2 separate regions of the Homo sapiens genome follow, and region 1 is linked to region 2. Evidence: read pairs that join two places in POLR2A ChIA-PET (ENCODE). Cell type or tissue: MCF 10A. All regions are shown on one strand.

What was found. Peaks named below come from ENCODE experiments on the same cell type or tissue, not always from the same donor. Only the 100,000 strongest peaks of a DNase experiment are listed, where the experiment ranks them.
Region 1: POLR2A ChIA-PET joins it to region 2 with 5 read pairs; 11 of 35 experiments call an interaction of 5 or more read pairs at or near these places.

The regions. Positions count from the first base shown.
Region 1 is chr17:69,400,056-69,405,055 of GRCh38, forward strand. No RefSeq gene overlaps it. Among named protein-coding and RNA genes, the nearest start is that of MAP2K6, 12 kb to the right of the region's middle. In MCF 10A, no CTCF peak of the experiment used is centred here; DNase peaks (open chromatin) are centred at 2,196 and 4,526.
Region 2 is chr17:69,510,520-69,515,519 of GRCh38, forward strand. All of the region lies in intron 2 of MAP2K6 (mitogen-activated protein kinase kinase 6), which reads left to right. Among named protein-coding and RNA genes, the nearest start is that of MAP2K6-AS1, 27 kb to the left of the region's middle. In MCF 10A, no CTCF peak of the experiment used is centred here; no DNase peak of the experiment used is centred here.

The DNA of each region.
Region 1 (5,000 bases), 110 kb before region 2:
AAACAACAGATTTTTTGTATAGATGAAACAGCCTTCTCTTGGAAGAAGATGCCATCTAAGACTTTCACGGCAAGAAAGGTGAAGTCAATGCCTGGCTTCAAAGCCTCAAAGAACAGGCTGACACTCTTGTTAGGGGCTAAAGCAGCTGGTGACTTAGGTTGATGCCAGTGCTTAGTCACCATTCTGAAAATCCTAGGGCCTTAAAAATTTTGCTAGGGTTGGGTGCATTGGCTCATGCCTGTAATTCTAACACTTTGGGAGGCTGAGGTTGGTGGTGAGCCCAGGAGTTTGAGACCAGCCTGGGTAACATGTTGAAACCCTGCCTCTACAAAAAAAACAAAAACAAAAATTAGCCAGGCATGGGGGCTGGCATGCACCCGTAGTCCCAGCTACTTGGGAGGCTGAGGTAAGAGGATCACTTGAGCCCAGGACGTTGAGGCTGCAGTGAGTTGTGATTACACCAGAGTGAGACTGTCTCGGGGAGAGAGAGAGAGAGAGAGAGAGAGAGAGAGAATTATGCTATATTTACTCGGCTTGGACTCTGTTAATGGAAAAACAAAGCCTGGATGACAGACAGCACATCTGTTTATGGCATGGATTACCGAATATTTTAAACCCACTGTTGAGACCTACTGCTCAAAAAAATACTTTTTTTCAAAATATTACTGCTCATTGACAATGCACCTGGTCACCCAAGAGTGCTGATGGAGATGTGCAGAGATGAGTGTTGTTTGCATGCCTAACACAACATGCATTTTGCAGCCCACGGATCAAAAAGTAATTTTGACTTTTTAGTCTTATTATTTAAAGAATACACTTTGTACGGCTACAGGTGCTATAGACAGTGATTCTTCTGATAAATCTGGACAAAGTAAGTACATTGAAATCCTTCCAGAAAAGCTTCATCATTCTAGATGGCATTATGAACATTCATGACTCATGGGAGGAGGTGAAAACATCAACATGAACAGGAGTTTGGAAGAAGTTGATTCCAACCCTCATGGATGACTTTGAGGGGTTCAAGACTTCAGTAGAGGAAATAATTTCAGGTGTAGTGGAAATATGGAGAACTAGAATGAGATGTGAACTCTGAAGATAGGACTGAATTGCTGCAATCTCACGATCAAACTTGAATGGATAAAGAGTTGCTTCCTCTGGAGGAGCAAAGAAAGTGTCTTCTTGAGATGCAAACTATTGTTAGTGAAGATGCTGTGAACATTGTTGAAATGACAACAAAGGATTTAGAATATTACATCCACTTAGTTAATAAAGCAGCAACAGGGCTTGAGGGCATTGACTTCAATTTCGAAAGAAGTTTCACTTTGGGTAAAATGCTGTCAAACAGCATCGCATGCTACAGAGAAATCTTTCATCAAAAGAAGCCTATTGAGTCACACATTTCATTGTTGTCTTCTTTTAAGAAATTGCCACAGCCACCTCAACCTTCAGCAACCACTACTTTGATCAGTAAGCAGCCATCAACGTCAAGGCAAGACTGTCCAGCAGCAAAAAAGATTATGACTTGCTAAAGACTCAGGTGCTCATTAGTATTTTTCAGCACCAAAGTATTTTTTTTGTGCTGGGCATGGTGGGTCACTCCTGTAATCCAAGCCAGTCTGGAGGCTGAAATGGGAGGATTGCTTGAGCCCAGGAGTTTAAGGCTACAGTGGGCTATGACCATGCCACTGCACTCCAGCCCAGGTAATAGAGCGAAAGCCCATCTCTCTAAAAAAAAAAAAGGGCTGGGCACGGTGGCTCACGCCTGTAATCCTAGCACTTTGGTAGGTCCAAGCGGGTGGATCATCTGAGGTCAGGAGTTCGAGACCAGCCTGGCCAACATGGCGAAATCCTGTCTCTACTAAAAAATGCAAAAATTAGCTGGGCATGGTGGCACATGCATGTAGTCCCAGCTACTCAGGAGGCTAAGGCAGGAGAATCTCTTGAACCTGGGAGGCAGAGGTTGCAGTGAGCCAAGGTCGCACCATTGCACTCTAGCCTGGTTGACAGAGTGAGACTCCGTCTGAAGGAAAAAAAAAAACGGTTTTTTTTAAAAAAAAGAAAAAGTATTTTAAAATTAATGTGTATACTTTTTTATGAGCACAATTCTATTGTACACTTAATAGACTATAGTATAGTGTCATCATAACTTCTATGCGCTGGGAAACCAAAAAACTCGTGTGACTCACTTTATTGCAATATTTGCTTTACTGCAGTGGTCTGAAACCAAACCCTCAATAGCTCTGAGGTATGCTTGCATTACGATGTTCACAAATCCTTTAAAAATATTTTACACAGCATATTTTAAATAACTACTGTTAGAAGCCCCTATTGTACAAAAGAATGGATTTTTTTTTTTTTTTTCACGGAGTCTCACTCTGTCGCCCAGGCTGGAGTACAGTGGTGTGATCTCGGCTCACTGCAACCTCTGCTGCCCAGGTTCAAGTGATTCTCTTGCTTCAGCCTCCTGAGTAGCTGGGAATACAGGCGCCCACAACCACGCCCAGCTATTTTTTGTATTTTAGTAGAGACAGGGTTTCACCACCTTGGCCAGGCTGGTCTTGAACTTCTGACCTTGTGATCCACCCACCTCGGCCTCCCAAAATGCTGGAATTACAGGCATGAGCCACCGCGCCTGGCCCCAAAACAATGAATTTTTAAAAGTTAAAAGCCAGGCATTATTTTTTTCTTAAAGGATTATCTAAGTATTAACAAAATTCATCCAAATGTCTATTGGAAACCTGTATAATCCTAGATCTCATACAAATAAGTTTAAGAAAATTATGCACAAAATTTCCTACATTTTTCTTTGAAATTTCCACAAGCATCCCAAAATTTATTCATCGTGCCAGATGGTGTTACCATACTCCACACAGTTTCTTTATATATAGTAGCATCCGATTTGGCAATATGCCCCCAAAAATGTTTAATAAATTCATTTTGATATTTATTTGGGTCAAAAAACAAACCAGAACCAAAAGAATAAATAAGGACCTATAAAGTGGACATCTTCAGTTATCTTTAGCAAACGTGCAGGGTTTCTAGGTTCTCTTCATTTTCCATCTAAATGCCAGTAAGGTAAGGCTGCCAGAAAGGGGTTCCAGGACACACTTCCAAAGAATTCTGGTGGCCGTAAAGTACAATCTAATGTCTCTGCCGTTTTACTTCTTGTACTGTCTGATACAGAATCATTAACAAATGTACAGTATGTAGCTCATGCTGCTGTGCTACGAGGTTAGCCATCATCTTTATGGATAACAGGAAGCCCAATTTATAAAATGCCATTAGTGTTCATTGTACTCTCAAATAGCTACTTTCCAATACTACACAGCCACATAATACTGATTAAATACTACCCAATCGTGTGATATGTTAATTAAAAAACAGTTAGAACTAGGCTAGGTGCAGTGGCTCATGCCTGTAATCTCAGCACTTTGGGAGGCTGAGGTGGGCAGATTGCTTGAGCCCAGGAGTTTGAGACCTGCCTGGGCAACATGATGAAACTCCGACTCTACAAAATGTGTGTGTGTATATATATATAAATTAGCCAGGTATGGTAATGTGCATCTGTAGTCCCAGCTACTTGGGAGGCTGAGGTGGGAGGATCACCTGAGCCCAGGAGGTCAAGGCTGCAGTGAGCTATGATTGCACCACTGCACTCCAGCCTGGGCGATAAAGTGAAACCCCATCTCAAACAAAACAAAAAAATGAAACAAAAATCCCAACAGATAAAACTGATTGGTTTTTTGACTTTGGTCTACAGATACAATTATTAGTCTACCAATCTCAAAAGAGAATAAATATTTAAAAACCAGTAGTATTTTCTACTTATCTGCCATATGTTGTTAATTATAAAACATTCACTCTAGATGCAAATCCAGATGAAACAGCTTAAGAACAAGTTTATTTCTTATATTGAGGATCTGATTATTTCTACACAATTGTAGTTCAGACAACTTCATTTTCTGTGGACTTTTAAACTTTTTCTATAACTTGCATATGTCACTTACCTAAAAAATTTCCCAGAATATTTTATAGTTTTTAAAAAAGTGCAGTAGTTTAGTATGACCTGAATTATTCAGTTCTGTGACTGAAGCTGAGAACCATCTATTAATATCAATGTGAACAGACCAAGGAGCCTTGAAGGGTACAACACTTTGTCCTATATCAGTGTTTCTAACTCATCCTCAAATAGTACAGCATTTATTGAATTGTCACAGTGTATTGGCCAAGGTACAGGGTGGTAAGGAGATAAACAGATTTGCTGTGGACTTTGTAAGTCCTGAATTGAGCTTGTCCCATTAACAACTAATATAAAATGAGCCAGAATGTTGCTAGATGACTCTTAGCCTGAAAAGGACACATTTCCAGGGCACTTAGGAAAAGTTACCTAGCTTAATACTAGATTAGATCGTTTAAAGTTAGGAAGTAGGAATCAGAAGACACATTTTTACATCTGCGGTCAAGATGGTTTCAGGTCACAGATTTTTCCATCTTGCGAAAGTAAAGCACCCTGAGGTGATGATGACAAACTGGGCTGTTGGGACAACCCATTTCACAGCGTCATTGTAAGGATAAAATGATATGGTGTGTGTGGAAAGAGACCGTAAACTGTAAAATATTACAAAAATGTTATTAACATTACTCATGGTGTATAGCAGGGTTTCTCAGAATTTTAAGCTTCTCTGACCAGAAATCATACTTTTACATTTTTGTAACCTATACCCTATCATTATTGTAAGTCTTAAGAAAAGGCTTAAGACTTAAGACTTAAAAAATGAAATATAATAAACTGAGGTGTTTCCCTCTTATTTCTTTTGGTCCCTGAGATTAAAAAGCAGATTTGTGAGATATGTCTTTTACAGCTGGCATTTCTTAGGCTGAATTCTATATTTTGATTTTTCCTAGTCCTTCTCTAAATACATAGACCGACTACTTAAATGTACCAGGACTTGGACATCCTGAGAGATAGGTAAGAAAAGTAAAATAGGTGGAAATTCAGA
Region 2 (5,000 bases):
TGTATAATATTGGTGCTAATTATTTGGATGTTTGCTAAAATTCTCCAATGAAAGAAAATGAGCCTGGATTTTTTTTTTCTGGGACTTTTTAATCACAATCTCAATTTCTTTAGTAGTTATAGGACTATTCAGATTATCTGTTTCATCATGGCTGAGTTTTGGTAGTATGTGGTTTTGAGGAGTTGGTCCATTTCTTCCAAGTTGTCACATTTATGAGAGTAAAATTGTTCATAGTGTTTCCTGCCTATCCTTTAAATGGCTGCACAATCTGTTGTGACATCCTTTTTTTTTTTCCCTGATACTGATAATTTGTGTCTTCTTTTGTTAAATTTGTCAATTTTGCTTGAGGTTTATCAACTTTATTGATTTTTTTTCTTCTGAAGAACCAGCTTTGTTTTATTTTCCTATTTTCAATTTTATTGCTTTCTGCTTTTATTTTTGCTATTTCCTTTGGGATTTATTCTTACATCAACCTGCCAGGAGTCTTACATCCCTTCCCCTTACAATTTTTATTCTTTACCTTTTATATTAGTTTACATTATAGCATAAATTATATGTTAATTTTATAAATTTTATGAATTTCGGAAGGCTACCATAAACCCTTTCTTGGTATAAACAAGGATAAAAGCAGTTTATATTTTCCCTCGTATGGTATTAATAAGGTATACTGTGAATATACTTATCTGTTTCACTGTGTGAAGCAAAAAGTATCACTTCATTATTGTAGAGTATACCGCTGTAGCTCAAAGAGTCTCGTTGTTATTACTTTAATGCCAAGGCTTAAATTTGTACTCCTAAAGAAGTAGCTCCCACATTTTGTGTTTTTCTTGGCAATTTTTGAAGGCTGGCTTGGTGATTTCTTCCCATTCATACCCTGCCTCCTTCTGCTGCGCTTCACAAAAATAAATAGGCCTTGACAAAGCTCCATTCTCCCGAGTTCAACGTGTGTGGCCCCTCTGTTTGAGCTCTTTCTTTGAGCTACCGATGCCAGTGTGAGCTGTCCCTTCCCTTGATTGATAGTGACCAATTCTAAATCAGTTCGATGCTAGTTCATATTATTTCATTTAACCACCACAAGAAACTCAGAGGCAGTGTTTGTTACTCTCACTTGACATGTGAACAAACAGAACGATGCAACGGTCAGGTGCATTGCTCCAAGCTGTTGAGCATAGCTTCATGGGTAAGAGTTCAGGGTCTGGAGCCAGAACACTTAGGTTTATATTTGGGATCTAAACTTCACTAGTTGAATATCTTAGGCAAAATACCTAACTGCGCTAAGCCTTAGTTTCCTTTTCTAAAAATACAAAAAATTAGCTGGGCGTGGTGGCGGGCACCTGTAATCCCAGCTTCTTGGGAGGCTGAGACAGGAGAAGCGCTTGAACCCAGGAGGGAGAGGTTGCAATGAGCCGAGATCGTGCCATTGCACTCCAGCCTAGATGACAGAGTGAGACTCCATCTCAAAAAACAAACAAACAAAACTCAGGAATAACAGTGATGTTGCTGTCATGAGGATTAGATGTCATAATCCATATGAGTGTCTAGTGTAGTGCCTGGTGCATTGCAATTGCTCAATGAAAGGTAACTCCAAGTTAGTATTATCACACAGCTTCTCGGTGGAAGAACTGGCATATAAGCTCAGGAATCTCTGACTCTCAATTATGTACTCTTAGCCACACATCAGACTGGTAGAGGCTGTGAGCAAACAGTTTATGGCTAGTGAAATGAGAGGTAGTATCCTTTACAGCATACTGTGCATGAGAAGCCATAATGGTGCAGCTCTGGGTTCTAATCTCATTGTCTTTCTAAGTGTTTTTTTTTTGTTTTTTTTTTTTTTTTTTGAGACAGAGTCTCACTGTGTTGCCCAGGCTGGAGTGCAGTGGTATGATCTTGGCTCACCACAACCTCCGCCTCTTGGGTCCAAGCGATTCTCCTGCCTCAGCCTCCCAAGTAGCTGGGACTACAGGCACCCGCCACCATGCCCAGCTAAGTTTGTATTTTTAGTAGAGACGGGGTTTCACTATGTTGGCCAGGCTGGTCTCGAACTCCTGATGTCGTGATCCACCTGCCTCAGCCTCCCGAAGTGTTGGGATTACAGGCGTGAGCCACTGCGCCCGGCCTGAGTGTTCTTAAATTATTTAGTCACTTTCAATATTAATTGTTGAAAGAGGTATTAATGAGGTATTATACCTTGATTTCAATTCATACCCTATTCTATTTCAATAGAGGTAATAACACCTCTGAGAGTTGTAAAAATTAAGGAAGCTATTTTATGTAAATGGTCTCACGCAGTCTCTTGCCCAAATAGGTGCTTAATAAATATTTCTGAATCAATGAATAGTGATTGCGATAGTAACCAGTGAACTGATTCCTCATGTAAAATTATAAATGAATAATTATCATACTAAACCGAAGCTGGTTGTTCATATAAAAAAATGAATACTAGGTGACCTTTGGAAGACCTTTGGTCTTCCAGGGGAAGAATTTTTGTAATAAGCTTGGTTCTTTCCCCAGAGGACTAAAATATTGAAAAAGTGACAGAGAACATCCACCCACAGTATAAACTTCCTGCAGAATCGCAATGCCCCTGGCAAACTAATATGCCCAGCCCTGGAGAGAACACAGTGTCAACTAATCCAATCTGATTTGTCAGTCTTGGCCCCATCATTTGATATTTTTGGCCCACTTGATGAGCCCAAGGGCCTGCGGCACAGGCGAATTGATTATTTTCATTAGAGGAGGCCTGGGTATTGGGAGCAAGTTCCTTGTATTCAGTCTGCCTCGATGGGAATCGCAAGAGCAGGTAAAAAGCTCTTAGCCCAGTTTTTTATATTTCCTTCTCTTCTTCCTCTTTCTCCTCCTTAAATCAAGGCTGAGATTCGGGTGACTTGAGTTTTATTTTCAGCTCCGTTGATGACCGTATGGCTTCAGAAAATCACCCAGCTTTTCTGGGTTTCATTTTTCTCAATCTGGAAAATGGCACCAGACCCTTCTATTAGGTTCAGGGGTAATGCAAAGTTAGTATAGGGCCAAGGTCAGCAAACTTTTTTGTAAAAGGCCGGATACTAAATATTTTAGGCTACATGGGCCACAGAGGATGCCGTTGTTTATTTTTTGTTTTTTTACAAGCATTTAAATTTGGAAAAGTCATTCTTAGCTGGACCACAGGCTGTAATTTGCTGAGCCCTGGTATATATATAAAATATAAGAATATTAGACTTGGAAGAACTCATTTTTCGATAACCTCATTGGATGGCAAAAAAACAGTTGCAGCCCCAAATAATTAGTGACCTTTCTGTTGCTTCATATTTTTAAAAAGTCAGGATGGTGGGTGACGCCTGTAACTCCAGCACTTTGGGAGGCCATGGCAAGCGGATCACTTGAGGTCAGGAGTTTGAGACCAGCCTGGCCAACATGGCAAAACACTGTCTCTACTACAACTACAACGATTAGCCAGGTGTGGTGCCTGTAATCCCAGCTACTTGGGAGGCTGAGGCAGGAGAATTGCTTGAACCCGGTAAGGCAGAGGTTGCAGTGAGCCGAGATCGTGCCACTGCACTCCAGCCTGGGCGACAGGGTGAGACTCTGTCTTAAAAAAAAAAAAAAAAATCAGGGTGTTGAATAATTGCAAAGGATTTTTGTTGTTTATATTAGTCACATGTTTCAAGTCATATTTGCCTTTATTTCAAAGTGCCATTACAAATTAGTACAAGCAAATTTTGACAACTGAGGAAAAATAGCTTTGGAAATCTTGAGAAAGAGGAATTAGAATTTTAGAAATTTGATTCTTCCAGAAACCTTTTCTGAAGAAAAATTCCCTGCTCAGAAACACAAGATATATAAACACATCACTGCTGTTTGTGGGGCATGTGTGTGTGTTTTGTTTTGCATTGTTTTTTTCTCTCTCTCCCTCTCAGTCCCCAGTTTTAAGTTAGTATAAGAAACTTTAAGTATTCTATGTATTCCAAAAGGATTTTGAGGTGAGAGAAGGCTTGCCATTAAAATCTTAGAGTCATGTTTATATCTGTATTTGTATTTCTCTTTTTTTTTGTTTTGTTTTTTGAGACTGAGTCTCGCTCTTGTCACCCAGGCTGGAGCGCAGTGGCACGATCTTGGCTCACTTCAACCTCTGCCTCCTGGGTTCAAGCGATTCTCCTGCCTCAGCCTCCCGAATAGCTGGGATTACAGGTGTCCGCCACCACGCCCGGCTAATTTTTGTATTTTTAGTAGAGATGAGGTTTCACCATGTTGGCCAGGCTGGTTTCAAACTCCTGACCTCAGGTGATCCGCCCACCTCAGCCTCCCAAAGTGCTGGGATTACAGGCGTGAGCCACTGCGCCTCCGCCCATATTCCTACTTTTTAATTTTATTTATGTATTCAATTTCAGCAAAAGGGTTAGAATCATAATACCTGAGAGTTAGAAAAAATCCTCATTGGCAAAGGTTTCTTTTCTCTCTCACTTTCATCTTTCCATTTTCCTTTGCCTTTTTCTGGCATGGAATGTGCTTCCAGAGAGACATGAGTCTTTACCTGTCTGCTCACCCTCTTTCCCTCTTTTCTGGCAGCACCAGGATTCTTTCGTCTTTAGCCTCTAGTTGTTCTTTTTGTTTGATCACATTAACAATTTGTTTCTCGAAATTTGCTTTTTTTTTTTTTTAATACAGAGTCTCACTCTGTCACCCAGGCTGGAGTGTAATGGCACAATCTCGGCTCACTGCAACCTCCGCCTTCCGGGTTCAAGCGATTCTCCTGCCTCAGCCTACCAAGTAGCTGGGATTACAGGCATGCGCCACAATGCCCGGCTAATTTTTGTGTTTTTAGTAGAGATGGGGTTTCACCACGTTGGCCAGGCTGGTCTCGAACTCCTGACCTCAGGTGATCCGCCTGCCTCAGCCTCCCAAAGTGCTGGGATTACAGCTGTGAGCCACCGTGCCCGGCCAGCATTTGCTATGTTTATTGTACTACTGTTGGTACATTTCTTTCAGGAAAATGCCTTTCTCAG